Linked DNA regions of Mus musculus: all the other regions are linked to region 6. A link is a loop called in an ENCODE intact Hi-C map of the cell type or tissue named here. Cell type or tissue: heart. All regions are shown on one strand. Each heading gives the region's core, and the rest is flanking DNA. Links, peaks and the distances in the headings are about the cores only. Region 1 has its middle 28 kb from the start of Riok1. Region 2 holds the start of Txndc5 (thioredoxin domain containing 5). Region 3 overlaps Txndc5 (thioredoxin domain containing 5). Region 4 overlaps Gm47990 (a long non-coding RNA gene). Region 5 overlaps Bmp6 (bone morphogenetic protein 6). Region 6 has its middle 26 kb from the start of Gm40922. Region 7 overlaps Snrnp48 (small nuclear ribonucleoprotein 48 (U11/U12)).

Region 1 (4,491 bases), core at 203-4,202, 520 kb after region 6:
GTGGCACCATTCACAGTGAATTGGGTCTCCCAACATCAATCAAGAAAATGCACTACAGGCTTGCCCATGGGCCAGTCTGGTGGGAGCATTTTTTTTTTCTTGAAAGAGGGCATTTCCTTCTTATCAAATGACTCTAGCTTGTCAAGTTCACAGAAAACTAGCCAACGGTTTCTACCTTCCATGCCTGGGATTACAGGGGAGCCATCATACCACCTGATATTTATGTAGGTTCTGGTGAATCCAAGTTCCTGTCCTCGTGCCTTAGTGGTCATCAGTTTATCCACTAAGCCATCTCCCCTGCCCCCTTTACTTGTTTTTGTAAACATTTACTGGTGCTAAATTAATTACCTGTATTGTATCTCACTTAATCCTGTCATGTAACAGATGGCATTATTCTCCAATTTCACAAGCACAAATTTCCAAATAGTCTCGACAGTCCCGATGTTCCTGCCACATGTTAAATGTGTAACTTTCCGAGGCATTATTCTCATAATAAAAAGTCATAAAAATTTTTAATAGGAATTTATTTAGCAAATGGAATAAAAGTTTCTTTTGGATTTTTTGTTTATAAAACAAGACATATAAAAAAATCATGTTTGAAGGAAGAGTGGAAGGAAACTTGGAGTCACGTTCTTTGTCCTAATAAATTTCTGAGATTTTTATTTTATGTGTATGAATGTCTGAAAGTACGTCGGTGCACTACATGCCACGCAGGGCCCGTGGAGGCGAAAAGAGGGCATTGGGTCCTCAGGAACTAGTTAGGTGGTTGTAAGCCACCAGATGGGTGTTGGGAATAGAACCTTGCTGTAGCTTGGTCTTCATGGAGGCCCCCCAACAACTGGAGGCTATCTCTAAAGCTGTTGCCTGTCTGTGGATCCCATTCCCATAACTGGGCTGCCATATCTGGCTTCAGTGGGAGTTATATGCCTAGCCCTGAAGGGTTTTGATGTGTCAGGGTTGGGGGGATACACAGGGGGAGAGAAGGGAATGGGTGGGGAGGACTGTGTGAGGGAGGAAGTGGAAAGAAGTGGGGACAGCAACTGGGACGTAAAGTGAATAATGAAAAAAAGAGAAAATTAGAAAAGTACAGAGAATTGGTTTATACAGATTTTTGAGAAAAAAGCCTATTTTTCCTATTTGTGTACATACAAAATGCCCACATAAAGAATTTACTTAAAATTATTACTGTGTGTATATTGGGGGGGGGCAGGTGTGTGTAGAGGTCAGAGGGCAATTTTTGGGAATCATCATCTCTTCCCTTCCACTGTGGGATTCAGGGATTAAACTAGGCTGTCAGGCTTGCTCAGTGTACCCAGCCCAGCATACGGGAAATAGCAGTTGACACGTAGTCAACATTAGGAACTTCCTGTTACCTCACTGACACAGCGAGTGTCTGCCCCCGTGACTGCAGCCTCTGAACCCCTCCACTCAGTCTTCCTTTGATAGGTGAGACGGGACACTGAGTCCCAGAAGTCTGAAGGACCAGCAAGCGACCACCACACTACACCGTGAATCTAGGGCCATCCAGGATCTGTTTCTGTAATTGCCATACTAAAAGTGCATTATTTCCCAGTGAAAAACCACTTCTGTTGTTGTGGCCATCCTGCCTCTGTCTCCCATGTACTGAGACTGAGGTATACGCTACCACACCTGACTTAACTCAGTTACGACTCTTGCAAAGTATATATTGAGGTGCCAGTTTGTTGGGGGCTCTAAGTAGGGACTGATGTATAAATCAAGCACTAAATGTGCCATCATCGAGTTAGTGCCTAGGGGGAAGTAAAGAGGTGAAGCCAAGTAAATGACCTCAGCTACCTGGGCCTCCTCTGCAGGATGCTCCCCCCAAATGCACAGCACCTGCTGTCAATCATGCTGGTTAAACATCAGAACTCAAGGGCATGGCTCCCTCTAGTGGAATAAAATGACTTCGAGCACAACTGACAGCATTCCCATGGCTAAACAGCAGAGTCTAAAGGCTAATGATTCATCTAATAGCAACCAGCACAGGGGATGACCTGCACTTTAAACCCAATCTCTTTAGTTCTAATAAACAAAAGAGTGAGTCCAACCTACCCCTTTGGTGTCTAAAGTCTTTTTTAAAAACACTCTCACAGAAGCAGGGGGAGGGGTTATGGGGTTTTGGGGGAGGGAAATTGGAAAAGGAAATAACATTTGAAATGTAAATGAAGAAAATATCCAATAAAAAAAGTTAAGGTAAAAAAAAAAATACTGATCTGGTTCTTTGTGAGTTGGAGACCAACAAGGAAGACACAATGAGACTCTTAGGGGGGAAAATCACATTGGTCTGATACTTTTTTAAAATAACCATTGTGGACCAGGGATGGTCTCAGTTCAGTGTTTGCACGGCCCAGGGAGCCCCGTATTTAATCCCTAGCACTGCATAAAGCAGGGTGAACACTGTTCAAGAACTGAGTCATGGGAGATTTTGAGGTCTTCTGAGAAATCTCCAAGAAGACAAGTCTTGTGACTTCAGTTTCTTCAAAAGCAAAGAATTGTCCTCGGAATGTGAGCTCCTCTCAGGTGTATCGACAAGAGCACTTACTTCAAACTACTCATTACAGCTGGCTAGTGTTGTCTATATGCCTCTAAGGAAAAACATGCTTTTGCCTCACACAGTTTGCTAAACAGAGACAGACAGACAGACAGACAGACTGATGTGTGTGCGCGCACACACACACACAGAGCTTGTTGTCTTGTGACTGTACAGTTTACTTATGTCACTCCTCCTAACCCTCAGAGCATAAAGTTGGCAATTACTGCATGAAACTTTAGTCCGCCCCGTTTATTGGCTCCATTTTCCCAGGACCTACCATCTCTGGGTAAACTACAGGCTGTGACGACACACTTGAGAAACAAAGTTATATGGATCCCAAGTTCAAGGTCATCCTTGACTGCATGGGTGTTCAAAGAGAGTTTGAAACTAGCCCGGGCTACATGAAAAAACTGCAGGTGAATGAACTTGAGACAGCGTTTTGGTAATCCTTTGGTTCAAGTCCCACTATTTACACATGAGGACTTCTTCCTCAAAGGAAAGTGACTTCCCAGTGTCACAGCTGCATATCAAAGCAAGCGAGGGAGCGTAAACCTAGATTTGTCATCGCAGCCCTCAGAAAGCCTTAACAGTGTTACATGCTAAAGCATCAGCAAGTGGACTGGGCTGCCCCATTTCCGTCCACATATGGACTGGGATGAGGTACTCATCAGTGAACTCACTTTTTCGACTGAACACTTTACGTGGTCGTCAGATAACCCTATTACAAGCCTGGGGGATGCAAACTGACCCACATCCATTCTGTCTTTCCATCCTTATAAACAAGAGGCATACATGATAGCCTCTCCTTTGCTCAGGAGACAGAGCATCTTCTGAACATTTACTGAGAGCTGACCGAACCTCAGCACAAATCAGGTGCTGGGATACAATACAAACCCCTGCCTTCTGGAGCTTACATTCCGAAGTGAGGGTGGAGGCAGACAAAACAGTCACTATACGTTAAGTGAAGGCAATCGGCAGGCTACTTTGTCCTCGGTAGAGCTATAGGAAAATAATGCAGAGGAATGACAAAGCTTGCACGTGTGAGGGACACAAGAGGACAATACCAAATCAGGAGGGGTAGACCGGCCTCTCTGAGCTGGTGACTTTATTGATTTATTTAGATAGGGTCTCACTATGTAGCCCTGGCTGGCCAGAACTCACTATGCAGACCAGTCTGGCCTTGAACAGGGACCCACCTGCCTCTGCCTCCGCAGTGTTGGGATTAAAGTAGTGGGTCACCATGACTGGACAATACTATGTTTTAAGATGAAGATAAAACTGAAAACGTGATCTACACTTTTGAACATACAAGCTCCCTAGTTTTGTCCGTAAGTGAGAGTCTGAATTTCTTACTGCACAGGGCATGTGTTCAGTTTCTTGTAGCTGTGGTAAAATACCAGCTAAAACCAGTCTAACAGTTGAAGTGCATAACTGTAGTGCAATGTGCCTTAGCTGAAAGTGGATGACGAGGAAGTAAAGCCAACCAACCAACAACGGAAGCGTTCGTTCTCACCCGTGAAGCCTGTGGTGAGAGTACATTACAGTGGGGATGAAGGGAAGCTGCCGGCATCACCGTGGCCAGGAAGCAGAGGAAAAGACCAGAATCCGACATCCCAGCAAGAACACGCCCACACACACACACACACACACACACACACACACCACACATGCCCACACACACAACACCCACACGCCCACACACACACACACACACACACACACACCACACACCCCACAACGACCTAATCCTCCAGGCCCTCACCCCACAGTTCTGCCCTTACTCAGCGATACCGCTAGCAACCTGGGGCCAAGTCTTTAACATATGGCCTTTGGGGAACATTTAGGATCTAAACCGTAACGAGGTATTTTGAATGACACCAACTTTGGCCAACTAGGCCAGCGCCAGCAAGAACAATTCTGCTTTGCCCTAGCTTTGC
Region 2 (4,491 bases), core at 302-4,301, 53 kb after region 6:
CAATATGTCGGGAGCTGAAGGTCTGTGGATAGAAGGGAACACATTGGTAAAGGGTGCTATCTGCCTTTCGTCTCAACTGCACGAGACGCAAGAGTGAAACATCAACCAACAGCCAGCGTTCGAGAGGGCTCCAAGAGCTATGGTCTGTGCTAGTGGTTCTCAACCTTCCTCATGCTGTGACGCTCTAATGCAGGGCCTCATGTTGTGGTGACCCCAACCATAAAACTATTCATTGCTACTTCAAATCTAGGATTTTGCTACTGTTACAAGTCATAATGTTAATAGCTGATATTTGACCCCCAAAGGGATCTGGAACCACACAGCTTTGGGCAGGTGAAAAAGGAGTTGATATTATAAACATAGTACCTTCTGTTGCGATGTCTTAGCAATGAAGTGAGAGAAGTATTGAGGAGCATAAAGCTTTGACCTTGACAGTACAGATGACATGGCAAGAGTTCTTGGATTTCTGGTCACCAGCAAGCCTCACAGGACACGAGGCATGGCAGAGCACATCACAGGAGGCCTTCAAGGACAGCATCAGGGATTTCTATTTTAGTCTGTATGCCAAGGCTACTGGGCAGAGTTGGTGTGCTGGTTCAAGTTGGAGCAACAAATTGCCATAGTCAAAATCACGTGGGCAAAGGATGCTCATAGAACTTCTCCTGCGATGGGCAAGTTTAGGTCTGTTCAGGTTAGGAAAGCCGGAAGAAGCGTTTGGCTGAACTGTGCTTACTCAGAATGTGAGGGCACAAAGGGAGAGAGGGGGCAAGCAAGAGATGCTGCAGTTTGGTGTTTGGAAAACCATGGTTAAACATTTACAGGTGGACGAACCTAACATGAGAATAGTTACAGATGATGTGAGTTTCCCTGCCCCTCCCTTTACCACCACCCCCAACTGTTGCTAACCCAGGCTTTTGGTTTAGGGAGGCTGAGGCTAATAAAGATCAGGTGATTTTCAGAAGTGTTGCTCAGAAGTCCAATACAAGATGGCCATGTACTCTTCTTACTATGCCCGTTGCTTTTTCCCAATAAAAGATCACCATATATATGTCTTATGATGCCAGCTTCCTTTTCATCGGTACAGAGCATAGCTCTAGGACCTCTCTCAAGTGTCTAGTGGTTGTTTCGTTCTCCCTAACTTAGCTCCAGGTTTTCAAGGCAGGGCAGGGAGCTTAGATTGCCACCCGACTTAAAGTTCAAGAGTTGGCGTGGGTCCATGCGCCCCAGCCCAGGCGTTAGCTCTCACCCAGAACAGCTGTTGCCATTCATTTTCCTATCCAGGGTGAGTTAGGGCACACAGGGCACTAGCCAGGGCCTGAAGGAAGGGCCACTTTGACTGCCTTTCCTTTTCAAAGTGAAGGCAGGGCAGGATAACAGAGGAGGTGCTCTTGGGAAGTGGTTTCATCACACCCCCTGAGGCCAGGCCCTCAAATCACAGTTGAGCTTTGGCTAAGAATCTGACTTATGCAAGAGCAAACCCCACACACGTTTGCCTGATTTCCTCCTTTCTGCTGACAGCAGCTCAGCTTGGTCCTAAACTCTCGGGTCTCTTGGTGTCTGATTAGTTATCAACAGAAGCTGCCACTGTTCCATAGCTTGGCAGCTTGGCCTCTTCGTCCCTAGCAGGGAAAGGCTGATGAGGAGCTTGGGAAGGAGAATGAGCTCAGCGGGATGGAAGGGAACCGGACTGAGATAGCGCTGGAGGTGCTGCACAAGGACCCCAGGACCTAAGCGACCTCTTCCTGGTGGCTTTCAGCAGAAGACAGCAAGTTGCTAGGTGAGCCGGCGGGACAGGGGGCGTGGCTCTGCGAGCGGGGGCGTGATTGAGGCGTGGCTCTGCGGTCGTGGGAGGAGCCGGGGCGGGAGCGGCGCCGCGGAGGGGACCCGCGGCACGAGCGAGAGCTCGCCAGCCCCGCCACGATGCCCCCGCGCCCAGGACGCCTCCTCCAGCCGCTGGCCGGGCTGCCGGCCCTGGCCACGCTCCTGCTGCTGCTCGGGGCGCGCAAAGGCGCCCGGGCCCAGGAGGTGGAAGCGGACAGCGGGGTCGAGCAGGACCCGCACGCCAAGCACCTGTATACGGCCGACATGTTCACGCACGGGATCCAGAGCGCCGCGCACTTCGTCATGTTCTTCGCGCCCTGGTAACTGCAGCTCCAGCAGGCCGGCGGAGCCCGATCTGGGACCGGGGACCAGGGACCTGGAGCCGGGGACCGGGGAGAGGGCGCGAGGCCGCGCAGGCTGCGCCGGGGGCGTGGGCCGCGCTCGGGCCTCGCCGCTGACGTGGCGCTAGCCGCCGGCCTGCGAGCTAGGAAGGGCGGGCCCCGAGGGGAGACCCGGAAAAGCCTCTCCACCCCGCCACACTGCTGGAGTCCAGGCATCCCCCGCTTCTGTCCCCTGCCCAGCTCCCCAAACTTCCTGTGCTGGCCGGACGCGGCGGGAGCCCGGCGTCCACGTGCCCTATCCTGAAGGGTTCTTCCTGCTGGCCCATCAATATTGGGTTGGATTGGAAATCTAAGGCCCCCTCAAGATGTGATTGCCCACTTTGTGTGTCGAGGGTAGGAAAAGATAGCCTAGGTCGGGAACTGAGACTTCCCCGGCCCCTGGAGTCCAGCGAGGTGCCAGTTTTGGAGTCTCCGCTGCACGCTGGAGTGGATGTGAGCTGTATTCTCAAGGCCTTTAACTCTTTCACCTCCTGTTCTCATTTGGGGCCCGGTCATTTGGAAAGTGTGAGGTCGAACTGTTCTTCCTAAAAGTCATAACTTCAGGCTTCCATTCTTCGGTTGGGGCTTCCTGGTGCACCTCACTACCCCAAGAATTAGTCTAGACATAGCAGTGCTTTGCTACTGGGGCCTAGATGCTCAGAGAAAGAAGTTCTCCGGTCCACAGCAGAAAGCGGTATTTAGAGCACAGGCTCTTGAGATGTGGGATGTTCTGGCTGTGTTTATTGCTGAGCAAAGTACTCTTCCTCTAGCTCAGTAGGGACTCATTAAGGACAGGGGGTTAAGCAGTTAAGAAAAATGTGCCTGTGGAATCCAATGTAGTCAGTGATTGTATTTTTCTAAAGTGGGAGAAACTTTGCCCATAACCCTAGAGCGGGCTATTACTGCATTTCAATTCGTTTAGTGTTAAATTAACTTTGTGGGGGAGGGGATCATTTTGGCTCACAGCCATTATCAGTTAAGAATGCAGGAATGGGATACACTGTTTTACATTCCCAAGAACAGCCACTTGAGTCTGTAGAACTACCATTGAAAGAAAAAGACTGGGAGTCTGCCACAGTCAGTCGCGTTAATAGTTACTCTGTGCACAAGTCGTCTCAAAGTAGTGATTCCAGTTAAGTACACCACAGGACTTAATTGGAGTTGATTTCGGTGGAATAAATCTAAGGGTTTTTAGTTTTATGAGAAAAGTTGACATGCAGGCAGGGTTAGGTTCTCTGGAGTGCTGATGGAGTTTTAAGTTTAGAATATATGCAATGAATAACCAGCTAGTCTTGGCCAGTTGGGGTATACACCACAGATTCTTTTTTTTTTTTTTAACTCTATGGCTTACAGACGTTTAGGTCGAGGCTGCTCTCTAGGATAAGCCTTCAATTGTTTGCTTCTTGCTATTCTGATAAAAATATTAGAGAGATGTAGGAGCCCACCCATGGCCTTTGAAGGCTGGGTTTTTGATGTTTTAAGGGGAAGTTGAGGCAGGATCTCTCTGTGTAGCCAAGCTGACCTTGAACTCATGACTTTGTTGGTCTCAGCCTACAGAGTGCTAAGATTTCAAAATTTTAAGAACAACATGGTACTCAAGGTAGACTACGCTGGGTCCTCTCCCCACTTCTTTCTCACCGTGAGTGCCTGGAATGTTCACTGTCCATGTGTGATGCTGGGGCAAGGACACTGTGTAGTGATGGCACTGACCTGTCTCTGTATTTGTTCTAAGCTTTGTGGGTGCAGGATTGTCCTCCTGCTGTTGATCTGGTGCCAGCATCTGGTCACACTGAACCTAGGGACAGTTAGGTCAAAGGTAAGGTTAGGTGCCTTTGCTCTGTCACTTGGCTCCAGGCCACATCTGAATACAGCCGGCAGTCTCTGTAGTGCTGTATCCACAAGGGCTCCAAACCAGAAATGCCAGTTAGAGAGAAGCAGTGGACTCTTTAGTCCTCCTGGGTGGGGAGAGGCTTGCCTGTGTGGTGATGACCCCAAGTGGTCAGGTTAACTTGGGTTAGAGGGAACTAAATCTTTATCTTCTTTTTAAATCTTGTATTGTTTTCATAAGAACCCTTTCAAGGGTATAGAGGATGTCTATCTACAACTCTAAACTGAGCATATCTGATCAAATTCCGCTAACATCAGGACAACCCTTAGGAGCTGAAGGGGTTTGCAACCCCATAGGAAGAACAATATCAACCAGCCAGAGCTCCCAGGGTCTAAACCACCAACCAAGGAGTACACATAGAGGGACCCATGGCTCCAGCCGTATATGTAGCAGAGGATGGCC
Region 3 (4,491 bases), core at 138-4,137, 71 kb after region 6:
CAGTCTCCATCTTGCTGCCCGGGGTCTGTACTGCACATGGCTGCATAGAGACGGTGTTAGCCTCGAAGATCAGTTGCTCATCATTTCAAATAAGCGATTCACTATTTCCCTGGAATGCGTTATTGGCCTAGCTTCAGCCATCAGTGTGGCTGCTCACTGCTACACGCTGTGTGGCCACTGCCTGACATCTGCTGTGAGTCCTCTCCTGACCTGGGGCTGCTATCAGCCTAATGTAGAAGCAGATCAACCAGATAGAAAAATGTGTCCAGAAAATCATGTTGTGAGGACTTTATATTTTTTCTTTCTTTTTTTTTTTTTTTTAACTCACCAGGAGCGTTATTTATTTATTTTAAAACCTGGTTTTGTTGTTGTCGTTGTTGTTTGTTTGTTTTTGGCAAACAAATGATAAGTACAAAAAGAATTGACAGGGCTCAGTGAAGGCAGTCTTCCGTGACTACACCACAGCCTGTTTTGTACCACCCATACCCCAGGCCTCTCTCCCATTCCCTACCCAGAGGCCAGCCCTTGCTCTTTGTGTGGAACCCATGCCTGGGTTTGGGGCCTCATAGCTCAGGTGTGCACTGGTGAATATTCGACTTCAGTCTGCTCATCTGACATATATGATGGTTCAGTTTAATGCTCCTGCCCCTAGGCCTAGGTTGGATTTTATGGACTTTTTTAAATTAGGTATTTATTTCATGTACATTTCCAATGCTATCCCAAAAGTCCCCCACATCCTCCCACACCCACTCCCCCACCCACCCACTCCCACTTCTTGGCCCTGGCGTTCTCCTGTATTGAGGCATATAAAGTTTGCACGACCAGTGGGCCTCTCTTTCCACTGATGGCTGACTAGGCCATCTTCTGATACATATGCAGCTAGAGACACGAGTTCGGGGGGGGGGTACTGGTTAGTTCATATTGTTGTTCCACCTATAGGGTTGCAGATCCCCCCATCTCCTTGGGTACTTTCTCTAGCTCCTCCATTGGGGGCCCTGTGATCCATCCAATAGCTGACTGTGAGCCTCCACTTCTGTGTTTGTTAGGCCCCAGCATAGTCTCACAAGAGACAGCTGTATCGGGGTCCTTTCAGCAAAATCTTGCTAGTGTATGCAATAGTGTCTGCGTTTGGAGGCTGATTATGGGATGGATCCCCGGGTATGGCACTAGATGGTCCATCCTTTCGTCTCAGCTCCAAACTTTGTCTCTGTGGATTTTATGAATCTTAAATGCATTTGTACACTCATTGAAGGCTGAGGGTGTCTGTGTCAAGGTTCTGTTGATCTACATGTTCCCCAGCATTTCTTTCTGCATTCTTTGCTGAGCACATATGGCTTGTGGACCTGCAGAATTCTCTGAAGTCTGGACTCTGCTGGTCAAATCTCTGGTAGATCACATACCACCTTGTCATGGTTTTCCCGTATATGCTTTGGAGGGGTGCTGGAGGGCCTTATGACTGCTAGTGCCTCTGACGATCTGTTGCCTGTGATTGGAGCAGTACTCATGGCCACTGTGTGGGCCCTCCCTCATCAGATTAGTTGGTGCTAACTTCATTTATCACTTGCAGTGTTAGGTCGAGAAAAAGAGGCATGGTAAATGTGCAGCTCTTTCCCTTTTTGCCAGTTTTCTTTTAGCATGAGTTGGTTCTCTGTTACCCTTCAAAGATGACCAATTTGGTTTTGAGTTATTGTTTTGAATGCCCATATAAACAAACATAGGTGGTGGTGAGCCCCTTTTCTCAGAAGGACTTGAGATCTCTAAGCAAGGGAACAAAGCTGTATTCTTGAGTCCAGCATTTGGTTCTGTGGTGTAAACCCATTGCCTCTTCCTGTTCCTCTCCGCCTTGGCCTTCCCCGCAGGCAACCACTTTATCAAGTTCTTCGCTCCGTGGTGCGGTCACTGCAAAGCTCTGGCTCCAACCTGGGAGCAGCTGGCTCTGGGCCTTGAACATTCTGAAACCGTCAAGATTGGCAAGGTAAGTCCAAGCCCGTGTTAAACTGGAACAGTCTGCCTTGGGCCAGATTAATTAGCAGAGTAGTCCATTATTCATTCTGTGTGCAAAGTTGCAAACTTGATTTATTAATTCCAGTTAGTGTGCCACTTGACAATTCATTTCACCTTCACAGATGGCAGCCTGGTTTTGGAGTCTGCTGGCTTTTCCACAGGATGGAGATACATTATGGCCTTGGCCAATTTATTCTGAAGGAATGGCCAATTCTGAATTGGCAGCCCTGGAGCTGTGCAAAGATATGGGGTAGAGCCTTGTAGAATGTTCACTGGGTATCTGTGGAGCTCAGCCAATAGCTTTCCTGAAGGGTCCTTCCTGGGTTCTGCACTCACACAGGATCACAGCAGACCCTTTATGGCGAACCCTCTTTTCCACTGCTAGCCACAGTTCCTTCCAACTGTTCAAACAGAGAAGCCAGAAGGAATGTGTAACAACTTCTGTGTGCCCGGGCTTTCTGGAACTGTCTAGAGCAGCCCCTGGGCTTCTGGCTACTTTTAATCTTATTGACTTTGTGATGCTCACCAGTCGCTCACTCTCTATGGAATTCCTCTAGAAAAATGTCTCCTTTCCCCACGTGCTGCAGGGCTTGTTTGCATACAGAAGAGGTGCCTCGTGTCTGGGTATGACGATCAGAAGCAGAAGCTGGGGGTGGTAGACCTGGCAGGCTGGCCCTGGTTGAGATGTCTCCCCTCAGTTACTTCTTTGCAGAAAGGAAACAAGATGGATGGCTGGGTGGTGTATCGGCAGATGAGAGTCTGCTGTTTAGCATGGCCCTTGGGGGTGGGGTGATGCTGGGCACATTGTTATTCTCACCGTGAGTTGTATGGATTCTATCCTTTTGTCTGTTTTGCTTTCAATGTCGTAGTCTACCATTGACGGATAATACAGTGACTGACATGATCAATAATGCTGATTATTTCAGTCGTTGAACATTGTGTGGAAATACAAGGCGAAAATACATCTTGCCTTCTGTCCTGCATCCGTCTTGGCATCCTTACTTCAAATTAAGAGTTTTTGTGGGAGGTGATTTGTCTCTACTTTATTCAGTAAAGGCTCTGAGCAGAAGCAGACATGAGCAGTCACAGGCTGTGAGGGACATTGCTTTAGACAGGACCCTCCCTGGAGAATGCTTGTGCCCCTCACAGACCTAGCTGGAAGCTTCCTGGACCTCATTTTAACACCTAATGGCTCTTGCTGCAGCCTTACCGCTTAACATAGTTTAAACCCCATTTTATTGACACAGTGAAAGCCAGCTTAGTTCCGCTTGGCCAATTTTAATGATTAAAAAAAAAAATTAAAAAATAATGCTTGTAAAAATATCAGGCAAGCAGAATCTTGCTTTACATGTAGTAACCTGAGCCAGGCCTGATGGTACAGGTCTCTAATCTCAGCTATTCTGGAGTCTGAGGCAGGAGGATTACAAATTCAAGGCCAGCTGGGACAGCTCATTGGGACTCTATCTCAAAATAAAAATATCTTAAGAAAAGGGCAGGGGATGTAGCTCAGCTGTGCTTGCCTCCTATGAACAGGTCCCTGGGTTCAGTTCCCACCAGAATAAATAGCTACTGAAATGCTTACTTGGACAAGTTTCTAATGCTACGCTTACTGAATGCTCTTATTAAACACGGGCCACTTGCTCAAGTTTGTCGGGCTGTGTGCACAGGAACTGAACTACAGGGACCTGTGCACATGCTAACATGCTTTGTCACTGAGCTGTCGTCGTCCCCCCCACCCTTGATTTGAAACTATGTAAGTGCCAGTGATATCAGGTTTCCTAGCATTGGGAAATGCCCAGGTGAGTGTCCGGTGAGTGTCTTACTCTCTGCAGCCTGCCTCACACTCCTTCCCACACGATGGGACTTCCTAGACCTGCCATTTTCAGTTAAATTCAAATAAATCCCACATCTCAAGACAAATCTCCTCACCACGTTCCATTAGCGTGGGTGGATTTGTGGGTGGCTTCTAGGCAGAGTCTTCTTAAAGCTTGCAGATTGCTACCACGGTTGCTCTGGGATCTGGATTAAAACTTTATTTTTTAAGTATAAATGGTCTGATAGTGCCTTTTGCAAGGCTGTGGAGAAGCCAGCTGAGTGCTCTGTGGTTCTGTTTTCAGGTTGACTGCACGCAGCACTACGCTGTCTGCTCAGAGCATCAGGTCAGAGGCTATCCAACTCTGCTCTGGTTTCGAGATGGCAAGAAGGTATGTCTTTTTTTTTTTTTTTTTTTTTTTTCTTTTTCTTTTTTTGGTCTTTCGAGACAGGGTTTCTCTGTGTTGCCCTGGCTGTCCTGGAACTCACTTCGTAGACCAGGCTGGCCTCGAACTCGGAAATCCGCCTGCCTCTGCCTCCCAAGTGCTGGGATTAAAGGCGTGCGTCACCACCACCTGGCTAAGAAGGTAGGTCTTTAGCTCCTGTGTGCTGTGTGGGGATAACCTTTCCACTAGCCACTGTGGCTGAGTTACTGAGAGTGTACAGATACAGGAG
Region 4 (4,491 bases), core at 316-4,315, 240 kb after region 6:
CGGTAACGGACAGGCTACCAGCCAATGGAGAGGTGACTCTTGCGGGCTATTTACATAGGCCCACCCCCTTCTTTCACCCTCCCTTCTCCCAGGGCCTTGCCTCTGCCTAGCGAGCGTAGGTTTCTAGCACACAGAATTCTTGGAGGCATCAGGAGTTGCTTGGGCGGGTAAGAAAGGCAAAGAGGTCATTGCTAGGAAGACAGATCCGATCACGACCCCGATCTAAACTTTCTTCTTCCTCTGCTAAATAAAAGCAAACACAGCTATTTAATCCATGCCGTTACCGAAGGAGAAAATAGTATGACAGTTTTCTCCTTCTCTGCTCAGTTTCTCTTATTGATGGAATGTAGGCGTTTAGCAGACACGTGGCTCTCAAAGGCAGCTGCTGTAAGTTAAGACACACCCTGCGAGGAAGCTGCTCACACACTAGCTGCAAAGAGGGCAGGACAAGCCAAACCAGAGTCCTGGAGGTTTCCAGTCGGATATTTCAATTTATTTCTTCGTTTGGGCTGCATTTGAGTTCTTAAACTACAACCCAAACGAAAGGGGTTACGATCTGCTAGTGTTACGAGGAAAGCCTTCCCCATCCTCTTGCTAGTCTCTCAATGCAGTTGCCGTTGGCAATTGCATCTTAATGAGCTGAAATGCAATTATTAGACACACCGTTCCAGGTAAAACGTAAAGACGGTGGTAAAGATGGCCTTCAGCCAGGGCAGAAGCCTGGAAAGTATAGAAAATAGCCAGGATAATAAACAGGGCCCTCAACACAGGTTGCTTCTATCCTTGAACAAACTGGGACCACTCCCAACACTGCCTTCTACCAATAAACATGTCAATTCATGGCTCAAATGGCCACTCATCTCTAGATGGTAGAAGCAAATGCCCTTTAAACATGTGAGTCTTTCACCTGACAAGAATGGAAGGATTAGGAAAGAAAATAAGCCACCCACTTTCAGTATTGGTTTATGGGGTCTGAAACATTTTAGATAATTGTTGCTAGGATGCTAGAGACATCAAAAGCGTGCACCGTTTCTTCTGTCCAGGACACTGTACAAGTATGAAGTCACTGCTGTGCTGCTAGAGAGGCCAGGAACTCCACTCAGAAGATCTGAAGTCACAACAAGTACTCATGAGCTTCAAGCTGGGGGCCTCCTCCTTGCACACACTCAGCCACATCTTCTTTGTAAGAGGTCTGACAAGACACATGCGGAATAAAAGAAGCGCAAATTATAAGGGCAGTGAAGACAACACTGGAATCTGTAAAAATAGAAAAACAAACTAAGCCCTAAAGGTACTCCATTAGGGAGTGCCATTTAAAACACAAAAGTGGGCTTGTGGGCTGGTGAGATGGCTCATTGGGTAAGAGCACCTGACTGCTCTTCCGAAGGTCAGGAGTTCAAATCCCAGCAACCACATGGTGGCTCACAACCATCCATAACGAGATCTGACTCCCTCTTCTGGAGTGTCTGAGGACAGCTACAGTGTATTTACATATAATAAATAAATAAATAAATCTTTTTTTAAAAAGCGAGCTTGTGACTCATTTGGGGTATATGACTCTGTGAAAATGAGCCTAGTGAAGAACAGACATGTAGGGCTACACTACTGCCCCCTCTGTAGGGTTCCCCCCCCCTTGTGGCGTGAGTCTAAAATGACATGTAGTGAAGTATTATCAACCACAGTCCTTAACAGCATCTCTAACTCAGGCCTGTCACAGACTCCCCACCCCTACCAAGAGGAATTCTGTTCTCAAAGAATAGTGCTAAAATAAGGGGGTGTTTGGGGGGTGTCTTCAGGTGGTGAGTATGAGAGTCTGAGGAAGCCCCCCCCCCCAAAAAATGTGAGGTAAGATGTCATAAGGTCAGTGACATTCAGCCAAAGGTCACAAGAGATGTGTTCTGCATGTCTATGGTGCACTCTCAACCTGGACATGCCATATTTACAGGAAGCAGGCAGCCAAGCACTTGGGCCCACCTAGTTCAAAGGGATGAATAAAGAGGTATAATCCTAAGAGTTCAATGACATCAGACTGGGACCACAGCTTCTCTATGTATGTCAAGTGAAACTCGGGGTGGAAAGAGAACCTTCATCCATGTCCCTCCCGCTCCTGTTTTCCTGACCACATCCCATTAGAGACTCCACGTGGCCCGGAGGTGTCAGAGCAGAGGACTAGCACAAAGCACACGTGTGATTCTAAGTGGATACAGAATAATGGCATTGAAGGAACTTGTTTGAGCAGGTCTGCCTCCAGAGTTCACTGGAACCTGTGAACACTTGGAGAAAATCAGAGGCCACTTCGCCCCCTGCAGGACACCAAAATATTACTGCCCCTTCCTCTGTAAACCCAGACAAGTTTCCCTCACTTTTCTCTGAGCATCTCTCAAGCATTTGGGGGTTGGGGGCGGGGGCAGAGGAGAAATCTCGTCAAGAAGCCAGATGTGTGAGCCAACCCATAGCAAACATCTGGTTGCTTGGCTGACATTTCATGCAGATGGCCTCAGTCTCTGGAAATAGGTTGTCTGTCCCACCCTTGCCCCACTTCACGAAGTGAAGATGGCCTCACCATAAAGCACAAATTTGTTCCACACGTTTGGTGATACTAGAGACAGGGTGGGAATTCTCACGGGGACACAGAGTAACTCACAGAAAATTCTTAAAAATGCCTACTTTCAAAGTGGTTCCTTACCAGTTGTGGAGAGCTCTATGTTTACAATGTGTTTGGCCTAATAAATTCTGATTTGAAAAGATGGTGCTTGTTAATTTAACATGCCAAATATCCTTGTTTCAAAATGATACTGCTTATCCATTTGATATGCTAAGTGCTCTGTTCTTGCCCATAAACCACATCATTAACAATACACTACAAGTAACCCGGCAGTAACGACACACATCTGTAATTCCAGTAGTTCGAAGCCAGCCTGGTCTACAGATCAAGTTCCAGGACAGCCAGGACTACGTAGAGAAATCTTCTCTCAACAAAACCCAAACCGAAACAAAGCAAAAACAAAACCACAAGTACACTCGTTGATTTTTGTATTCAGTCAGACCCATTCAACTGCTTGGCCCAAAGCCTTAAGCTGTTGCTTTCAAAATTCAACATAGAAGTCCTCTAATATGTGGCTGTAGTTCTTAAAAGCCTGAGGTCTGCCCTCCCCGAGTCCTTGGGACACTCCACTCATAAAATCCTAAACTCTCAGCATTATAATTAGCACAAGGTTGGAGGAGTTTGACATCAATTCCAAAATATAATAACTCACTCACTCACATTTTAAAAATACCAGTTTGGGTTTAATGAAAAGGAACTATGTTAAGTAAATGTTTGCTGAGTGCGAGAGATGAACATCAGAGTGTTAAATAAATATTGCTTCTGAAAGCTACACCTGTAAGACAAACTTCAAAATATGTGTCTCATCCCAAAGTCTGCGGTCACATGCACAGTCCCTCACACTATCCCATCACTGTCTGTTCAAAAATGTTGGGCATTCACACTTCAAAATGTCACTCGGACCATCATATTTTCCAACTCGGAGGACATCTGGTGGCAAAGCGAAAAACTAATATATAAATCTGTTTCCAGAGATTTTTTTTTCCACACTGTAACCCAAATAGCAAATCTGTTATTTATTGAGTCTCACTTGTCTCACGCACTCAGACCTTGTACTCCTAGAACCCAAACTGTCTATAGAATTCCAAACAATGAAGTTATCAGTGGAATCCAGTCGACTCATTAAGCCATTTCTGAATTTTTCATTGGCTAACTGGTATGTGTACATGAAGTCACATTTTTATGTTTAAATTGAACCAAACAATACATCTCCATTTCTCGTTTTATTATCCCTGAAGAGGTTGGTTCTGAGAAAGCACTGGACATATGTTTGTTGGGTAGGGCAGGGTTCCCTGACCCGTCAGCCTCTGGGGTCCATGGCATTCTATGAACCACGTGTGTCTCTATTTAGCAGGCTGCATGAAACTATGTCATATTGGGCTGTCAGTCCTTTTAAGGAGCAAAACCATATGGTGTCATGCAGAGGCCAGAAAGAAAAAAAAAAAGTCCACACTGAATAAATGCAGGTTAGAAAGGAAAGTCACATGGGGCAAGGAGGATGGTGCACAGTTGTAATCCTAGTGCTGCAGAGGCTAAGTCAGGGTGGTCTTGAGTTCCACACCATCCTGGCCACATAGTGAGCCCTGTTTCAAAAATAAAAATAAAATAAAAATCAGTATCATTGACTTTTAGCTTTGAAAGAAGAACAAGACCATATACCTACCCAGTCTATCTACACAGTCATTCGTTTAACAAATAATGAAATGTCTGCTGTGTGTTGGGCAGGGTCCTAAGCTGAAGACACCAGAGAACTATACCTACCTGTGGTCTAAACTGGGGAGTGGACGATCGGAAACTACAGTGGGATGAACAGTGTACCACAAGTTGCTGGGAATTACACTCCAGCTGATACAGCTAAGTGAACAGCGTTTCTACAGTGTGCTACA
Region 5 (4,491 bases), core at 368-4,367, 140 kb after region 6:
AGGAGAAGCTTTGATAGCTAAACTCCAGAGTAAGTCACTGGAGCACTGGTGTAAAAGATGAGTATAGTCAGTGTTTTAATTAATTGAGAAGTTTTCCATTTGGAGAGAAGTTTTTCTCAACGCCTGCTTTCATCTCATGCATTACCCTCAGTGACTCAGTGAATGCATGTCCTGAGACTGGCTTCCTGGCTTCCATCTTACACCAGGTCAGAACCCAAGGGCAACCAGCAGCTAATATGTAGGTTTTGTGATCACAAAGACTTGAGTGCTGGCTCATCCGCCCAGTTTGTGTGAATGAGAAGAGCCACCTGACAGCGGAGAAGCCTGTACGCCTTTAGAGCTGGGGAGAAGACCTGTTCTAACTATTCCTGAATGGAGTGTGAATCTGCTCAAAGCCTTCCCTTGACACTCTCCATCTGACTGACTGCTGGCTTCGCCATGTGGAGGGCTGGCCTCCGAGGGCCACTGACTGACCGAGACAGTCTAACACAGATGTCTAGCCATGCTCAAGCGTCAGGGTCAGACCCTAACTGCAACTGCACCAATCCACAGGAGATTAGCAAGATGTCCCCGCCAACGATTTGGTTTCCGGTCTGCACTAGTATTTCTACAGCTCTGCTGTGTTCTATTTCCTCTCGTTCTATTTTTGGACATGGGGATTATGTTAGGAAGTCCACCAACCAGAGACAAAAGAAAGCCTTAATATCAAACACATTGCCCTGTTTAGCACTCGCTGCTAAGTTATAACAGGAACTAACCAGGTCGTTGTCTTCCCTCCATCTTTCATATTGTAGGGCCATGAGATATAACTCAGTGGTAGTGCATGTGCCTGAATGCTACACACACACACACACACACACACACACACATACACACACACACACAAGAGTGCATGCCAATCCAAACTGTGATGAGCGTGACCAGCCGCTGCAGGAACAGTATGTACTAGACATTAATCTTGCTATGTGCCCAGCTGAGTGATCAGCCCCACACATTTGGACTCCTTTCTCGCCGCTCCACTTCATCCTCATTGGTGTCAAACTTCCCCCAGTTCCTGAAGCCTGTCCGCAGCAGGGCCTGTATATCTGATTTGAGCCCTCAGAGCTTATTCTAAAGTTCTTGCTGTTGATCACCCTGCTGTTCTCCACACGTCCAACAAGATTTCGGTGTCCACCAGCCCGTCACTGTGTTAGTACCGAAGCCCTTGGAGGAGTTTGGCAGCCCATACCTTCCAGGAAGGAGGCACAACAATGCTTACAATTAAATGCAAGAAACCAGGACTAATTTCTTGATGAAGTCCTATGAGTTCTTGTGGTGGTCGTTGAGAGAGAAGGGACCTGAGTAGCTGACTCCGGAGCTTGGTATCACACAATATGGTTTTGAGAGACGTGCAGTTAAGCCCATTATATAACAGGCTAACAAGGACACCTGTGAGTCACCAACAAGGAAACAACAATGCCAGGAGATGGTGGCATACCCAGTTTGGGAACTGAGGTGGATCTAGTATATGGGCCTCCTGCTTCTTGGGCCACATCTCCCTGCACCGGCCTGATAAAGAGTGAGATACAGGGAAGAAAAGAGAACAACAGAGAGAGAATTCATGTCCTTAGTGAAGAACTCAGAGGTGAGGATGAAGGATAAAAATAAAGAGAACACGAACATTTTATGTAGAAGTAAGCAACCCTGAAATAAAAAATTAAGCATGTCAGAAGCTAGTGAATAAATAAATACATTGTGCATCCCGGAGTTCATCCAGCTAATTCTCCTTGGCCAGCATCTCTACAGGCCTGGTAGATTTGGGGGAGAAGATACTGGTTTGAGATTTCATAGTGTTGGTGTAGCTGTGATGAGTTCTATACTTCCTTTGTCAGTTCAAGCTAGACCCTAGAGGAAGATTTGGAAAAGCTCCCCAGTGAACAATAAAGACCCAAACGTAGAAGATAATAAACCTGATCTTAAGGTTGAAAGAACACTAATAAGGTTGGGGGCTCTAGCTGTGTTAAGCAAATTCCCAGAGCCCCCCACCCCGCATTAGATTTCTTACCTTAAATACTGGTATACCATACCCCAATTATGGTATATGATGTGATGAGAGGATGTTCAAGTTATGATTACAAATACTAATCAGTAAATTTTGAGTTAACCAGGGTTAGAGTTATTCACTTGGGTCAGATCTAATCTTAAGAGCCCTTTAAAGGCCCAGAGTTTTATCCAGCTGTGCTGGGCACTGGCCATTATCATAGAGGGTGTCCCTGAGAGCCCATGTCTTCGAGGCCCATTGTTCAGTCTCTAGAGATGTTAAGAGGAGGCAGAACCCTCAGCAGGTGGGGTATACCGGAAGGAAGTTTGGTCACTTGGGAATGTGCTCCCAAAAGGCATTCTGGGACTCTGGACTTTTCCATTCTCAGCCCCCTTAGGGGTGCAGTCTGATCTACCCTCTGTCCCCATACGACGACATTCTGCCTGACACTGGTATAAATGCAACAGTGCCAGGTGACCATGGACTGAAACCTCCGACACCTCTCTTCCTTTAAGTAGTTTTTCTTTGGCACTTTTGTCACAGCAATGGAAAGCTAGTAGGAGAGGGTAGTGGAGAGATGCCAGGTATGATGAGCAGGGAGCATCTCTGAGGAAGACAGGCGGCTTCTAGAACACAAGAACTTCTATTAATAGCCGTCAAGGGAATGGGGACCCCAGACCTACAACCACAACTAATTGAATTATTGCCACATCAAAGACTGGACCCGCTGCAGTTTCCCAGGGTTACCACGAGGGGGAGGCACCACTTAAGAGCAGGGGGTTTTCATCCTGCACCTCTGGTGGCTTTCTAGAGAAAAGGGGAGTTGGAGGAAAGGTGGGAGGGGCAAAGAAGTACTCCTTAGACAAGTGACTACTTCCGATTAGGAATCTGGGCAATTCCCAAGATAATCTGAAGGGGAAGAGTGGGGAATTTCTGTTCTAAAATGTGGACATTCAAACTGAAGATGATTGTTACTTCATGACAATGCAAAAGTGTAGGAAGCCCCGTGACACCACACTTTCTCTTTGGATGCTGATTTGCCCTGGACTGGAGATATGACCACAGTCTTCTCTGGAGCTACTGAGCAGTGGCACCGAAGAGCTGGTCAGTCCTCATGACACTGCCCTGTTGACTGTGTGGCTGAAGTAGGGTGCCCCTTAAGCTTGGGAGGGGTACACCACGCATTTTTCAACTTCCGGTGAGTTTCCTGAGACATAACCCCACTGTACGTGAGGGGAGCACCTGAAACCCACACCACTCCACAATATTGGAAGTCTTTTACAAAAATCTAACCATGAATCAGGATAAAAATGAAGCGAGACAACCAGAGAAGAGGAAAGAACACAGAACCAGGGACATTGATGACAAACCCTGTGCCATTAAGACCCTTAACCCATGCTAAGGATGGGTTTCTGTACTCGGCAATTTATGAAAACAAAGGTCTATAAATAGTTATACAACCCACATGGAAAAGCTGCCCTGGGAAAGCTGGGACCTAAGAGGGCCCCAGTAGGGATGGCTTCACAGCTGGACAGGGTGTTAAAACTGTAAATGAAGTCTTTTCTGTTCTTTGATATCTGGTAATGGAAACAAACAGAAGCTGAAGGAACACTGTAAACATTTACATTTTCTTCTCAGTTTTTAATAGTATAATAGAGTATGATTCAACATTTTTCTTCTTTGGACTCTTCATATAACAATAGTTTTGGAGGCTGCAGGGATGGGATGGCTCAGTGGTTAAAAGCACTTCTACTCTTACAGAGGACCCTGGTTCAATTCCCAACACCCACGTGGTGGCTCACAGTTGCCTGTAACTCTAGATCCAGGAAATAGGACATTTTTTTCCTTTTTTAAAAAGATTTATTTATTTATTTATTTTATGTATATGAGTACACTATTGCTCTCTTCAGACACACCAGAAGAGGGCATCAGATCCCATTACAGATGGTTGTGAGCCACCACGTGGTCGCTGGGAATTGAACTCAGGACCTCTGGAAGAGCAGTCAGTGCTCTTAACCACTGAGCCATCTCTCCAGCCTGAGGCCTGAGATATGATACTTTCTTCTGGCCTCTAAGGGCACCACAGGGACATGGAGGTACACAGATATGTACACTCAGGCAAAACAGCCATACACATACATAAAAATAAATAAAAACAAAAGACCCGCGTTTGATTTCCAGAACCCACAATTTAAAAAAGCCAAGTGTAGTGGCACAAGCTTAGAATTCCAGCACCGGGGAGGCAGAGACAGGAAGATCCCTGGGTTTCTCTGGCCATCCATCCTGGGTTCCAAAGCCATGACCGTGTCTCCAAAAAAAAAAAAAAAAAAAAGAAAGGAAAAAAAGTGGGTAGCCATCATGTATACACAAATAAGAATAGCTCTAGCAATTAGTGCCTATCATAGTTCTAACAGATGCACTAGTGTGGTTTAAGAGCATGTTGGGGGGAGGGGGCTCTTGCATGCTTAGCA
Region 6 (4,491 bases), core at 224-4,223:
CTCTCTCTCTTTTGGTTTTTTTCGAGACAGGGTTTCTCTGTATAGTCCTGGCTGTCCTGGAACTCACTCTGTAGATCAGGCTGGCCTCGAACTCAGAAATCCACCTGCCTCTGCCTCCCGAGTGCTGGGATTAAAGGTGTGCGCCACCACCCCCGGCTGGCTCTCTTTCTTAAAGGCCATTGAAAGCAACCCCAGAATGTCATTTTGCCACCCTTCACTCAAGTTGTAGGGATAGTGACACAGCTTGTCATTCTGTAAAGAGCTGGTTGCTCAGGCTCTCTCCTGGGCCCCTGCTAAGATCTCCACCAGCACTCCCTCCCACCCCGTCACACCCATGAGGTCTTTCCCTCTCACTAAGTGGCATAACCTATCCTTTTTAGATAATAACATTTCAAACATCTAATTTTTTCACAGCCAAGAGCAACATGGGAACTAGGAAATTCCACTGGCGAGCCAAACAACTTCTTGGCAGCAGCTGCCACGGCTCTGTATCTGTTTCCTTAGTTCTTAGCATAGGTCTGAGTAAGTTCTTCTCTGGATGGGTGGCTTGGTATAAAAACAACCCAGTTCTGTGTCTCAGAAGTGATGCTGCTAACAGCACAGCAGAGGGTTCTCCTTAAAGGGCCAAGCACCCTGGCAGCTGTCCGTATGAAAGATATGCTACGAAAACAAAGGCTATATGCAGCAATGCCTTGGGCTTGTACGGCAAGGGATGTAGAAACTGTAAACTCAAACAGGGCTGCATCTCAGTGGTAGAGCACTGTGTTCTAGCCCCAGCACTGTAAAAAACAAAACCCTTTAGACTCATCGCATTGGCTTGAGTACTTTTAAGGAAGACCTGGGACCCATAGAAGACTATAGCTTCACAGAAAAGAGAAGAACACATCCATTTCCCAGACATCTGCACTCCTGCCACATTCATTAGTTGCAAATGACATCATCTTGCCCTGGCCACATCGTCTTGTCCTATTTCTCACCAGTGCACTGGCTGACAGGTGCAATGGGCACTGCCTGCTCTTACCGTTACTGTGGCCAGACACATTATATTAAAGAAGCCACACCCTCTGGTTGCTGCTCAAAGGTGGCAGGGATGCGTCAGCTTCAAGTCTCCATCCATCTGCCTTCCTCCCTGGTCATCTTATAGTGATCCCCCAGTTCCCTCCCTGGCTCGCCTTGTTCAGCCTCACTGTTCAAGCCTTAGCTACTTGTGTGTGTGTGGGGGGGGGGGTCCTGGAATCTCACCTCCTGTAGCCCCACTTCTTGCTACTTAAAACACACCTGAGACCCCAGTTAATGGAGAGATACCCCCACCTCAAAATCAACATGCTATGGAGGAGAGAACTTGGTATCCTAGGGTTTGTAGAAATGTCCTTAAAATCTGTGTGTGTGTGACCCTGGACAAGTTAGCCCACCTTCCTGGGGCTCTGTTTCTCCCCTGTGAACTGTCAGGACATGAATCGCTTTGTTGTTAGTTTTTGTTTGTTTTACATTTATTTATTTATTTATTTATTTATTTATTTATTCATTCATTCATTCATTCATTCATTCATTCATTTACATTGGATCCCAAGTATCCCAGGCTGGCTTCAAATGTGCCTTACTGCTGAGGATAACTTTAAACAATGGATGTTGTTCTCAGTGCTGGGATTACAGGCAAGTGTCACCATGACTGGCTCACTGGATCCTCCCTTTCCCTCTTCCTCTCCTCCTCCCTCACCCTCTTTCCCTCCTTTTTGTCCTTCTCCTCCTCCCCCCCCCCTTAGTATACAGTCTAGCCTGCCCTGGAGCCCACCATGTACCCAAAATGTCCTTCAGTTTGCAATCTTCTCACCCTTGACCTCCCTAGTGCTAGCACTAGGTGTGTGCCAGGACACCCAGCTGATCCGCAGCTGTTCTTTTCTTTTTTTTTTTTTTAATATCAAATACCATTTATTTTATTTTATCTGATAACTTTTGAAGTCACTTTTTAATTACATAGAGTAGTATTGAAGCTTTCTGCACGGAACCAACTAATATTCAGTTTGCATATTTCAGCTAAATTTAATGAATTTTTACACCGCAGCTGTTCTGAGGAGTGTTTGTTGAAACCAAATGAAATGAAAGTACAGGAGGTCAGGGGCCCCACAGTGCAGCTGTGCTGTTGGTACAGCTCGAGAAGAGAGAACCATTTGCCACCCAAATGAAGGTGCTTTTCTGAGCAAGGAAGACAATGTTACCAATGCAAGTATTGGGTTAGAACCGGTTTCCTAGAGGAATCAGAGATATAGTCATAACCTATAACTCTCACTACAGGATTAATGTGAGCTATCCCAAGTCACCGCAGATAGCACTACTCTATCTTAGGTGGTTTTGTAAAGTTGGTTGCTCTTGTTGACTTAAGATCTCTGGGTGGGAAGATGGCTGTAGTCAGCTCCCTCACTCTGCAGTACTCCCTGAATCCTGAAGGTGGCATTGCATCTTTAACGGTTGAGTTTGAATCTCATGCGGACCCTCAGTTCCTGCTACATTGTTGAGAACTGGCCTTTGACCCACCCCGGGGCGCTTATCCTGATACTTGGTATAGGAGCTGCTTAGCAAAGATGTTGCAGAACTGGTCCAGAGGACAGGGTGCAACATCACAATAGTGTCTGCAGGGGGCATGCACAGAGCAGATATCTCCATGTAGGTGTGTCTGCCTCTAGCCGCAGCCGCCCATGGGGAGGGGTTCCACTCTGTTGCTGTCCTTTCAGGAGCATGCTGGCAGTTTGCCCTTCCAAGAGGCCATAGTCTGGAGGTTCCCTGATGGGTTAGGGAGACAAGAAGCATCTTAGTTGACTGGGGATTTCCTAGAATATGGAGTCTTAACAAAGAAGGGAATGGCCAAGACAGACGTTTGCAACGAACAAAAACAGTACCCTCGGCACCAAAAATACTTTCCGAGCGATGTCAGCCAAACATAAACATTACCTCCGATCCCCACTGATAAAGCGCTCACTTCCCTGCTTCTTCCATAGGAAGGCTGTGGAGTGAGATAAAGCCGGGCAGCAGTACCAAGGACAAACATCTCAGCATCCAATAAACTTGAGAATGTTTCTCTTTTTGTTTGCAAGGCTGGTTGCTATTTCCTGCGCGCCCCATGTTTATGGACGCGCCGGCTCCTCCGGTGTCCAGCAGCCGTTTCCACACTGCAGTGATGGGCTTTGCACCTCGGCCAAGTGGAGTCAGCGTAAGAGATAACAGCAAGCGACAACAATGGCCTTCCTCAGACCCTCGCCAAGAAAGCCCCTGGCACCATGGCCTGAGAATCCCTTATCGGCTTATGCCCTGGAAGGCTCCAAGGTTCTGGAAGCAAAGCGGTGGCTTGCCAGACAGTGATAACAGGCGGGTGCCACCAAGAGCCAGACGACCGTCGGCCACTGGACATCAAGGCCCCCACCTGGCAGACAGGGAAAAGGAAGGGAGATAGAGTAGCCAATTCGCACAGAGTTTTCTAGTTGCTGCTGGGGTCACACTGTCAACACAGTTAGATGCCCCGGTGCTAGCCAGAAGGACTACATTTATTTCTGGATCCTGTAAAGCACTTAATGCTTGCAGTTAATCTTGAGGAGACAATGTGTTGCTCTCTGAAAAAGCACTTGAGCTGGGCTTGATGGTCCAGGCCATTAGTGTATGCACTCAGAAGGAAGAAGCAGGCACATCTCTGTGTGTGCTCCAGGCATGTCTAGTCTACATAGTGAGTTCCACGTCAGCCAAGGCTGCAGGTGGGACCCTGTCTCGGAGGAAGGGAGGGAGGGAGGGAGGGAGGGAGGGAGGGAGGGAGGGAGGGAGGGAGGAAGGGAGGGAGGGAGGAAGGGAGGAAGAAGGAAAGATCCTTTTTTTTTTATTGTTTGAGAATTTTAAGCATGCTCCAATCAGACCCACCCCCCCACCCTTCTTCTCTCCAGCTCCTTCCGGTTCTCTCCCACCTCTTTTCTCTTCCGACGTCATGTGATCTTTCCTTTTAAAGCCCACCGAGACCACTTACCGCTGCCTGTATGTGCATGGGTGTAAGAGGATCTGCTAGAGCGCGGTTACTGCTCAGGGGTTGCATCCCTGAAGAAAACTTACTCTTCTCCCTCCATCGCCATAGCTCCTCGGATGGGGGGTGGCGTACATGAACCCTTCTTGATCATCTCCGTGCTAGGAGTTCGGCCGGCTTGGTCTTGTACAGGTCTTATGCATGCAGTCCCAGCCACTGTGAGTTCATGCGGGCAATGGCTCTACCGTGTGCAGAAAATACTGTTTTGCTGAAAACCACGAAGGATTCATCTCTAAATGAGACATCTATAGCAAACCCCTCCCCTAGGGTTCAGGGATTATCATGAAAGAGGGACCAAAAAGAGCAAAAAGTAGGGGATATCTGCTTTTTATCTATTGTGAAGGTGAACTAACTGTGTAGCTCAGACTAACTGTGTGGCTGAGGCTGGCCCAGAACACTGGATCTTCCTGCATTCAACTCCAAAGTGCTGAGAT
Region 7 (4,491 bases), core at 319-4,318, 360 kb after region 6:
TTACCATTAATGTATTATCTCCTAGTTATCAAACTATACTAACAAAGTTAAAACTGGGATGTCACTGATCTAACCACACTTCAACAGAAGAGTTAGCATAGAGAGAAACATGAGAAGGCAGTTTTAACAGAAGACAGGTCTAAACAAATACTGTAAAATTTACTGCCTCACTCAGACATTACTTTGTGAGTGTTTTAAGAAAGGTGGGAGGCACCAAGCTGGTCACCTGGTGGTACAGGTCTATAATCCAGGGAACTTGACAGGCAAGAGGATCAAGTTCAAGAGTTTCTTGTGCTCCAGACTGAGTTCAAGGCCAGAATGGTAAGGTACTGTCTCAAACATTTAAAAAAATATATAAAGATGAGGTGTATGGAGAGTGGGGGAGAGAGAACAAAATCAGCAGGGGAGTTGTGGGGTGCATCTCTAGGATATGCCAGAGACCTGGGATGGGGAGGAGAGGCCCCAGGGAGTCTATGGGGGTGACTCTAGCTGAGACTCATAGCAGTGGGGGATATGGAGCCTGAAGAGGTCATCTTCTATAGCCAGGCAGGACTCCCAGTGGAGGGATAAGGATACCAACCCACCCACAAAACCTTAAACCCAAAATGTGTCTTGCCTACAAGATGTGCAGGTACAAAGATGGACCAGAGACCGAGGGAAAGGTCAACCAGTGATTGACCCAACTTGAGACCCATTCCATGCGCAAGCACCAAACCATTTTCTATATTAATCATACTCCATTATGCTTGCAGACAGGAGCCTAGCATAACTGTCTTTTGAGAGGCTCCACCCAGCAACTAAAAGAAACAGATGCAGAGACCCATAGCCAAACATTAGACAGAGCTTCGGGAACCTTGTAGAAGACTTGGGGGGAGGATTGAAGGACCCAAATAGGATAGAGATGCCACGAGAAGACCAACAGAGACAACTACCCTGGGTCTTTGGGGGCTCCCAAAGCCTGAACCACCAACCAAAGAGCCAGCATGGCCTAGGCCTAGGTTCCCCTGCCCCCAACCCCTGCACATGTGCAGATGTGGAGCTTGGTCTTCATGTGGGTCCCCAAACAATTGGAGCAGGGATTGTCCCTGACTGTTGCCTGCCTGTGGACCCCATTCCCCTAACTGGGCTACCTTGTCTGGACTCAGTGGGTGAGGGTAAACCTGGTCCTTCAGTAACTTGATGTGCCTGAGTGGGGTGATACCCATGGGGGTCCTCCCCTGTCTCAGGGGAAAACGGAGGGGAGTGGAAGAGAAGCTGCGTAAGGGGGAACCAAAAAGGGGGCTGCAATCAGGGTGTAAAGTGAATAAACAAATTAATGAAGAGAGAGAGAAAAGCTGAAGTTACAGCTCAGAAGTAGAGCACCTGCCTACCATGCATGAGCCTCTAGGTTCAACTTCCAATATCACAAAGGAAGGGTAGAGGGCACAGTGTTTTATCATGCATACAGAACTAGGGACTGCATCCCTACACTAGTAGTCTGTGAGCTGACGCACGGTGAATGGGAAGAATTCCATGGTCCCCCCCACCTCTTTAACTTACTCCAATAATTTACTCTTCAGCATTCTAAGACAAAGTCAACAATGCTGGATAACTCAGAGGTAGACACTCACCTCTCTTTTCTTCTTCTTGACTCAGAACTTTTATCTTTATTTCTTTTTCGTTTGTGTGGGCTCCTACTCCGAGCCCTTCTATGTCGTGAACTTTCAACATCCAAATAACTTCCACCAGACTGCCGTGAATCTACTGAAGCTGACCGCCTTTCTTCATTCCTGCAGCACAGAAAGGAACATTCATCAGTTCCTCTCACCAATGGTCTCCACTGCACACAACTATCCACTGAAAGTACAGTATCCCAATCCTATCGATGGCATAATCTTATATTCCAGAGACAGCAGTCAAACGTACAGTCCCTATATTGTCTAACTAATGAGTTCCCTAATATAACCATGTATCATCCCTAAGACCCACATCACCACGACTCTAAATACAGTAATTCTGAGCACTGACCAAAGACAAGCACCAATGAATCACAGTATTTACCCAGAGTCTTGGAAATGCTGTGGTTTAGCAGTATACATAAGCCATGCATTAAACAGATGCCCTAAGCCACACAGTGATGCATGTCCCCAGTTACAGCACACGAGAGGCACACTACCAACGTGCACGGGTTTGACATAAGCACAAAATGGAATAAGCAAACATTTCCTCCATAAAGACACTGGCGTACTTCTCAGCAGCGTCTCCTGCTCTCCCCTGCTCTTCCTGCCAGTGGCTGCTCAGCTCCTCCATGTGCACCTTGATCACATCCCGGATCACCTTGGAAGAAGGAAAAACCAATGTCACATCAGGAAATTGTTCTAAGGGCTGGAGAGTCGGCTCAGCAGGTAAGAGCACTGACTACTCTTCCAAAGGTCCTGAGTTCAAATTCCAACAACCACATGGTGGCTCACGGCCATCTGCAATGTGATCTGATGCCCTCTTCTGGTGTCTGAAGACAACTACAATGTACTCATATACATAAAATAAATAAATAAATCAAAATTTTAAAAAAGGGTGTTGTAAAACTTAAGATCATAAAACCAGAAAAATAGGAGCTGGAGAGACGGCTCAGTGGTTAAGAGCATCTGTTGCTCTCCCATCGGACTGAGTTTGGTTTCCAGCATCCGTGTTGGGTGGTTCACCATCATTTAGAACTCTAAGATTGGGGATCTAAGGTCTTCTCCTGGTCTCCTGGCACCTTCCTCTGGTACCCGCACTCATGTGCACATACCCACACATATACATGTAATTAAAAATAAAGTCTATTAGAAAAATCACTGCTTGTCACACTCAACATTTTCCTAAGGAAGGGCTATGACATAATGGACTATGAGATGCATACACTTAAGAACTATAAAAAGGGCACCTGTCACACTGATGAATAAAGAAATGGTAGATGGCAATATTATTTCAATGTTAACTTTCAAGTTGGAACTATGCCACGACTACATAAGAAAACAGCTTTATTCTCTGGAAACACATACATACTTTTTGGGGATAACTAGTCTTGAACAATTCAAGGAAAAATATGAAATAGAGAGTAAAATATGTACAGAGAGGAGAAACAGCTGCTGGGTGGCTCTTCCCTACAATGCCAGTCCTAAAGGAAATCGAGAATTCCCTGGGCTACACAGTGAGACGTTGTCGAGAACAAAAGGGAAAGAGGATTTAAAAAGGTAGAGTAATGGAATACATGTAACAGGAATGGAGGAGGGGACAGCCTGAGGGGGGAGGGGATCCACAAAGGAGGCCGAGGCAACAGGAGACAATGGGGAGTTTATGAGTAAGAGCAAAGTAGAATGGTGTAGAACATGAAAATATCAAACTGAAACCCGGCACTATGCAAACTGAAATGTGAGGGGTAAGCAGAATTACTGAGTCCACAAGGCCCAGCACCCACGAAGGTGATCCGAGTAAAAACGTGCACAGTTCTTCCTTGCTGGGCTTAGCTTTCTAACTCTCCTGTATGAGGTTATGTGCACATGGTTCTTAAACCTAACAATTAAACCAAAATGAAAGACAGAGTATAAAATGTTAGTTATGTCCCAGATGCTCTCCCAAACAGAGTTCAAATCCCCAACCTGTAAGAACCATGTGAAAGCTTCTTTTTTATCTCACTGCACCATCAAGCAAAGACTAGTCACAGGGAAAACAGATAAACCAAAACAGAGCTGACACGTCTCCCTTGTCCACCAAGAAAAGGTTTTAAAGTACAGGAAGCAGAAGTAATTACCAAAGAAAGGCACTGCAGAGCCAAGCATAGCAGCACCACCTTTAATCAAAGCACTTGGGAGAGAGAGGCAGGCAGATTTCTTTGAGTTCAAGGCCAGCCTGGTCTACAGGACAGCCAGGGCTACACAGTCAGACCCTTTCTTGTTCCGGCCTGACTTCAGTTCTTCCCTCCCTCAGTGAAACTTTCAATACCTCCAAAAGCTAAATGCAGAACAATGCCAAACTCCTCAATAAGGCCTAGAGTCTCCATGACTTCAAGACACTACAATAGAGAGCACGGGGCAGTTCCTAAGCCCAGCCATCCCCCAAAAGGCCCTCAACTTTTTAAAATCTGTACTTACCAAGGCCTGCTGCTTTCATCCCTACTTCCTGCCCACTTCATAGTCTCCCACAGAAAACCCAAGGCAGCCCAGTGTGAGCCAGTAGAGTATGCACCACACACACACACATTCCAGCTCCCAGATCTCATGCAGCTCCAGTTTTTTGATAGCGCTATCTGAGCTCACTGAAGCCCACCTACAACCCACCTAGCACAGGTCTACCACACAGGAAAACAGAGGGAGTTTTCTTAAGCTTCCCATTTCTTCAGAGACACGGCATCTTAGACCTCACAAGAATGTAAGCTTTTAAGAAAAACCACTGCTCCCGCACACTTTAGCACTCACACCATCTGGAACATCTGCTCGCACCTTGTTGCCGTTACCTCTGCACACCCCACAG

The links. A loop is a pair of places that touch in the nucleus more often than their neighbours do. Peaks named below come from ENCODE experiments on the same cell type or tissue, not always from the same donor. Only the 100,000 strongest peaks of a DNase experiment are listed, where the experiment ranks them.
Region 1: a loop joins it to region 6, with 4 times the contacts of the local background. A loop is called at or near these places in 15 of 42 quality-filtered maps.
Region 2: it touches region 6 in a loop (2.2-fold over the local background); 9 of 42 quality-filtered maps call a loop at or near these places.
Region 3: a loop joins it to region 6, with 2.4 times the contacts of the local background. A loop is called at or near these places in 8 of 42 quality-filtered maps.
Region 4: a loop joins it to region 6, with 7 times the contacts of the local background. A loop is called at or near these places in 29 of 42 quality-filtered maps.
Region 5: it touches region 6 in a loop (2.1-fold over the local background); 2 of 42 quality-filtered maps call a loop at or near these places.
Region 7: it touches region 6 in a loop (2.2-fold over the local background); 11 of 42 quality-filtered maps call a loop at or near these places.

The regions. Positions count from the first base shown.
Region 1 is chr13:38,062,455-38,066,945 of GRCm38, reverse strand. No RefSeq gene overlaps it. Among named protein-coding and RNA genes, the nearest start is that of Riok1, 28 kb to the right of the region's middle. In heart, for the core only: a CTCF peak has its summit at 1,915 (motif pointing left); no DNase peak of the experiment used is centred there.
Region 2 is chr13:38,525,838-38,530,328 of GRCm38, reverse strand. It overlaps Txndc5 (thioredoxin domain containing 5), which reads left to right and starts at 1,845. Exons shown (of 10, transcript NM_145367.4): 1 at 1,845-2,141. The coding sequence starts at 1,921. Gm31834 (a long non-coding RNA gene) reads right to left here and starts at 2,426. Exons shown (of 2, transcript XR_382215.4): 1 at 367-2,426; 2 at 1-22. In heart, for the core only: no CTCF peak of the experiment used is centred there; DNase peaks (open chromatin) are centred at 1,488, 1,828 and 2,358; H3K4me3 peaks cover 2,968 bases; H3K27ac peaks cover 2,305 bases.
Region 3 is chr13:38,507,611-38,512,101 of GRCm38, reverse strand. Txndc5 (thioredoxin domain containing 5) reads left to right here. Exons shown (of 10, transcript NM_145367.4): 5 at 1,860-1,975; 6 at 4,122-4,208. Among named protein-coding and RNA genes, the nearest start is that of Gm31834, 18 kb to the left of the region's middle. In heart, for the core only: no CTCF peak of the experiment used is centred there; a DNase peak (open chromatin) is centred at 1,931.
Region 4 is chr13:38,340,580-38,345,070 of GRCm38, reverse strand. Gm47990 (a long non-coding RNA gene) reads right to left here. Exons shown (of 2, transcript XR_003950672.1): 2 at 948-1,192. Among named protein-coding and RNA genes, the nearest start is that of Bmp6, 2.9 kb to the left of the region's middle. In heart, for the core only: CTCF peaks have their summits at 1,555 and 2,314 (motif pointing left); a DNase peak (open chromatin) is centred at 2,320; H3K27me3 peaks cover 931 bases.
Region 5 is chr13:38,436,443-38,440,933 of GRCm38, reverse strand. The region is part of intron 1 of Bmp6 (bone morphogenetic protein 6); the gene reads right to left. Among named protein-coding and RNA genes, the nearest start is that of 4930579J19Rik, 23 kb to the left of the region's middle. In heart, for the core only: a CTCF peak has its summit at 2,766 (motif pointing right); DNase peaks (open chromatin) are centred at 533 and 2,753.
Region 6 is chr13:38,578,916-38,583,406 of GRCm38, reverse strand. No RefSeq gene overlaps it. Among named protein-coding and RNA genes, the nearest start is that of Gm40922, 26 kb to the right of the region's middle. In heart, for the core only: a CTCF peak has its summit at 2,592; DNase peaks (open chromatin) are centred at 426, 2,626 and 3,286; H3K4me3 peaks cover 1,204 bases; H3K27ac peaks cover 361 bases.
Region 7 is chr13:38,218,513-38,223,003 of GRCm38, reverse strand. It overlaps Snrnp48 (small nuclear ribonucleoprotein 48 (U11/U12)), which reads right to left. Exons shown (of 9, transcript NM_026382.2): 7 at 2,228-2,316; 8 at 1,611-1,769. Among named protein-coding and RNA genes, the nearest start is that of Snrnp48, 16 kb to the right of the region's middle. In heart, for the core only: a CTCF peak has its summit at 2,490 (motif pointing left); no DNase peak of the experiment used is centred there.